Regions from separate parts of the Homo sapiens genome. Here region 2 is linked to region 1. Evidence: read pairs that join two places in POLR2A ChIA-PET (ENCODE). Cell type or tissue: GM12878. All regions are shown on one strand.

What was found. Peaks named below come from ENCODE experiments on the same cell type or tissue, not always from the same donor. Only the 100,000 strongest peaks of a DNase experiment are listed, where the experiment ranks them.
Region 2: POLR2A ChIA-PET joins it to region 1 with 5 read pairs; 1 of 35 experiments calls an interaction of 5 or more read pairs at or near these places.

What each region holds. Positions count from the first base shown.
Region 1 is chr6:10,535,582-10,538,081 of GRCh38, reverse strand. All of the region lies in intron 3 of GCNT2 (glucosaminyl (N-acetyl) transferase 2 (I blood group)), which reads right to left. Among named protein-coding and RNA genes, the nearest start is that of GCNT2, 15 kb to the right of the region's middle. In GM12878, no CTCF peak of the experiment used is centred here; no DNase peak of the experiment used is centred here; H3K4me3 peaks cover 1,627 bases; H3K27ac peaks cover 1,579 bases.
Region 2 is chr6:12,037,453-12,039,952 of GRCh38, reverse strand. All of the region lies in intron 2 of HIVEP1 (HIVEP zinc finger 1), which reads right to left. Among named protein-coding and RNA genes, the nearest start is that of HIVEP1, 26 kb to the right of the region's middle. In GM12878, no CTCF peak of the experiment used is centred here; no DNase peak of the experiment used is centred here; H3K27ac peaks cover 526 bases.

The DNA of each region.
Region 1 (2,500 bases):
GCATTTAAGTAGAAACCATATTTTGACTTTTGAATGTTGGTCTTTTCCCAGGCTAACGAGGTGCGGTAGGATACTCTCTCATGATGCTAGCAGTGGCAGGCCACCCCAGCTCCCGGTCAGCTATGAGATCATGAGGGTAAACAACTGAGACTGTACTCTATAGTGCACTGTATTCAAGAAATCACATGACATAGACACCACTTTATTATAAAATAGGCTTTGTGTAAGATGATTTTGCCCATCGGTAGGCTAACAATGTAAGTGTTCTGAGCATGTTTAAGGGAGGCTAGGCTAAGCTAGGATATTTGGTAGATTAGGTACATTAAATGCATTTTCTTTCGTTTTCTTTGTTTTGTTTTTTTTTTTTTTTTTTTTTTTTTTTTGCGGCAGAATCTCCCTCTTGCCCAGGTTGGAGTGCAGTGGCACAATCTCGGCTCACTGCAACCTCCGCCTCCCGGGTTTAAGCGATTCCCCTGCTTCAGCCTCCCAAATAGCTGGGATTACAGGTGCCCGCCACCACGCCCGGCTAATTTTTGTATTTTTAGTAGAGACAGGGTTTCACCATGTTGGCCAGGATGGTCTCAAACTTCTGACCTCTAGTGATCCACCTGCCTCGGCCTCCCAAAGTGCTGGGATTACAGGCGTTAGCCACCCCACGTGGCCATTAAATGCATTTTTGATTTATGGTATTTTCCACTTGCGATGAGTTTCTTGGGATGTAACCCCGCTGTAAGTCGAAGAGCATCTGTAGTCTAACTTAGCTGGGAAGGAGGAAGAAGAAAGTAAGGATAGAGTGTGAGCCACAGAATGCCCGAAGAACAAACTCAGTGATCAGTGAAGAGGGAAGACAATGGTTAGCAAAGATAAGATCACTTGCAGATTAAACTCTTCCTTTCTTCTTCTAGGGAAGTGATTAATGCCATTGTTTTCTTGATAATCTACCTATTTAAAAAATGAAGTCTGTCAGGCCATTTACCACCTTCCTAAGAAACTGTTTCCCTGAGAAGAACTCACAGGTGGCCGAGAGTGGTGGCTCACACCTGTAATCCCAGCACTTTGGGAAGCTGAGGTGGGCAGACCACCAGGTCAGGAGTTCGAGACCAGCCTGGCCAACATGGTGAAACCCCATCTCTACTAAAGAGGCAAAAATTAGCCAGGCGTGGTGGCGGGCGCCTGTAGTCCCAGCTACTCAGGAGGCTGAGGTAGTAGAATCGCCTGAACCCGGGAAGCAGAGGTTGTAGTCCCAGGTACTCGGGAGGCTGAGGCAGGAGAATTACTTGAACCCAGGAAACGGAGGTTGCAGTGAGCCGAGATTGCGCCACTGTACTCCAGCCTGGGTGACAGAGTGAGACTCCATCTCAAAAAAAAAAAAAAAGGAACTCACAGGTGTCCCAACTCTCTGATTTCCTTTTCTAGAAGTTGACAAGAGACCGGGCACGGTAGCTCACGCCTATAATCCCAACACTTTTGGAGGCTGAGGTGGGTGGATCACGAGGTCAAGAGATCAACACCATCCTGGCCAACATGGTGAAACCCCGTCTCTACTAAATATACAAAAAATTAGCCGGGCACAGTGGTGGGCGCCTGTAGTCCCAGCTACTCGGGAGGCTGAGGCAGGAGAATGGCGTGAACCCGGGAGGAGAACTTGCAGTGAGCTGAGATCACGCCACTGCACTCCAGCCTGGGCAACAGAGCAAGACTGTCTCAAAAAAAAAAAAGAAGAAGTTGACAAAAACCGATATTTCTGGCAGATATAAAAAAACAGAGATTGCTTAAGCGGAGCTAATAGTAAAAATCCCCAAATCTTCCTCCCCTTCAAGTCTGTCCATTCGCCTAGCATCTCAGAAGCTCTGTGTGCTCGATTGGTTTGGGGAATATCAATTCCCTCTGCACACAGTAAGATCCCAGCCACATCCCTGGGGCTCAAGGATGAGTTCCCAAGACCACCTTGATTCGGATCTGCCCTTCTCTGCTCCCAAATTTGCATCTCTCAAGGTCTCGGCACCTGGAACCTCAGCATTGCATTTTTACATATAGAGGAACTAACGGGATATATCAGCCTCAAACAGTGACAAAGAGTAAGGCCAGTATGGACTCTACAGGAAATAGAAATACAATGAGCCACCCACATTTAGGGTTCAGGGGAAGATGCCTGCCATGGAATATCCAATAGGGCTAGTCCGCAGGCTGGCTCCAGGGGAAAAACAAATTGGAAGCAGGGAGGGTCTGTCTTTCGGGCCCTCAATCACCCACCAGGTATCTTCCTTTCTCTATTCCTTCCCCTTTGGACACCTTGGCACTCCTTCCTCCCACCGCCCACAAAGCCTGCTCCCAGGAAAGGCTGTTTTTGCATTCATTCCTATTTTAATGTGAGTTTGAAACAAACTCCCATGGAGTTATATTCAAAATACTCCTTTGTAGCAAGTGAAACAGAAATCACTGGTCAGTTTTGAAATGTGTAAAATTCAAGGCACACATGACCAATGGAATAAACTCACTG
Region 2 (2,500 bases), 1.5 Mb before region 1:
GGGCAGCCAGGCCAGATGCCCGCCCTGCCTGAACTCCGGCCAGGGAACCACTGCAGGTGCTCACAGGGGTCCAGTGCTCCCTGTGGAGGCAGCATCCAAGATCCAGGCTGCTCATGGGTGGTGATATCCCCTGTCCTGGCTGCATAGCTTCTTCCCCTTGTTCCTCACTGTCTTTTAAACACAGATATCCACCTGTGTTGGGGGTTATGACAGCAACCTGACACCCCTTCCAATGAGGTCGTTCCCTGAGTCAAAGAGGCTACTTCTACTCTTTGCAATCAAGAACTCTGGCTTTACGCTTCTACTTGATTATAAGCCTCTGCCAGGACCTCCCTCTAACCTCCTACACACAAACCAACGCTATGACCTTCTAACCAACTTGGCGTCAATAGAACAAATGAGGTTTAAAGAGCTACTGGAACTGAAGGTAAGGACAGAGGATGACCCCTGAAAATACACAAGAATATCACTTTCATTAGACCTAAGGCAGGGTTCCTACAACCCAACCCCAAAAAGAGGCTTGTTTACCTGCATAGCTTCCACATGGCTCTGACTGGTATTTAAGACAATTAAGTAAATTGTCCTTTACTTTAAGTCATGACGTTGGATAAACAGCATGGTTTCAACCAAATGTGACTGACAAACATTTAATGAGAGAAAACTGGTAGAGAAAAGTTAGGTGGCATGGACACAAAAGACAATGCCTGTTGATATATGCATGTCTTTAATCAACAAAATAAAAGCTTAGCTGACCAAGCATTCCAATTTGAAAAAGGTAATCCTGGTTTTTTACATAATCACAGATTTTTTTTAGCTGAAGTAGAAATATACAAATCTAAATCCTTTCAGTGTAGATAAATAGGTAACAAAGATCAAAAAGTGGTAAGTAATTTGGCTAAGGACATAGCTAGTTCATGATAAGACTAAGGACCAAAGGGGTAACAACATTCATTCTATGTGCCTGTTACTCTGCCAGGTATATTATATAAAGTGTCCATTTTAACTCTCATCACAAATCTGTGACAGATATATTATACTCATTTTATAACACAGAGAATGACAGTCAGAAGTAAAACGTCCCATCCACAGAGCTCCTAAAAGGCAGAGTAGAGATCCAAAACTCTATTTATTAATTTCTAAAGTTAATCTTACTCCCTTCCTGGCTTTAGGGTTTGGGGAATGGAGAATGATTCTTTGTTGTTGTTGTTGGTGGTGGTGGTGGTGGTTCTTTGTTGTTGTTGTTGTTGGTTCTTTGTTGTTGTTGTTGTTGTTGTCGTTGTTGAGATGGAGTCTCGCCCTGTCGCCCAGGCTGGAGTGCAGTGGCGCAATCTTGGCTCACTGCAACCTCCGCCTCCTGGCTTCAAGCAATTATCCTGCCTCAGCCTCCCAAGTAGCTGGGACTACAAGTGCATGCCACCATGCCCAGCTAATTTTTGTATTTTTAGTACAGACGGGGTTTCGGCATGTTGGCCAGGATGGTCTCAATCTCTTGACCTCGTGATCTGCCTGCCTCAGCCTCCCAAAGTGCTGGGATTACAATCGTGAGCCACCGCGCCCATCCAGAGGATGATTCTTAACTTTTTCTGTGTACCCTGTATGCCTCTGCAGTTTAGCCAAATTGATGGACCCCTTTTCAGAATGTTTTAAAATGCATAAAATACACAGGATTAAAAAAACAATTACACCAAAATATAGTTCTCAAATATTAAAAATTACAGTTGATAAATAGTAATATCTGTGCTTCTTTATGAAAGCATTAAATAAAATCTAATAAAGCCCCGAATAACTATTGTTCCTTGCCTTCAATAGAAAGGATATCAATAGATCAAAACACTAAAACATACTGAATTTGCACGGTATTAATGTCTAACAGATACATCAGGTTCCTTAATTTTTTTCTGCACAGGATGTTTAAAAATAAGAAGAAGAAAAACCACAGACTAGGTGCGGTGGCTCATGCCTGTAATCTCAGTGCTTTGGGGGGCCAACACAGGAGGTTCACTTGAGGCTGGGAGTTCAAGACCAGTCTGGGCAACAAAGTGAGGAACTCCCCTCCCCTCCGCCAAAAAAAAAAAGTAGCTAGGCACACTGGCATGTGCCTGTAGTCCAAGCTATTCGGGACGCTAAAGCAGGAAGGGGACAAGCCTTAGCTTGTCCCCAGAAGTTTGGGGTTGCAGTGAGCTACAACTACACCACTGCACTCCAGCCTGAGCAAAAGAGCAAGACCCTACAAAAAAAAAGGAAAAAACAATAAACAGAATTATCATTTAGATTTCATTCTCCCTGTTGAAGAACATTTAAAAAGAAAACAGGAAAACACTCACTGCTACTATCTATTTCATATACAAAATTCTTTTCCATAATATCCAGTGCAACCTCTCAGCCACATACAACTACATTATCCACAAATATGTTTATATTCAACATAACCTACAGTCCAGCAATAAAATGCAGAAAGGAATATGGTTTCACAGATTGGGAGTCAGAAAATCTAATTTTT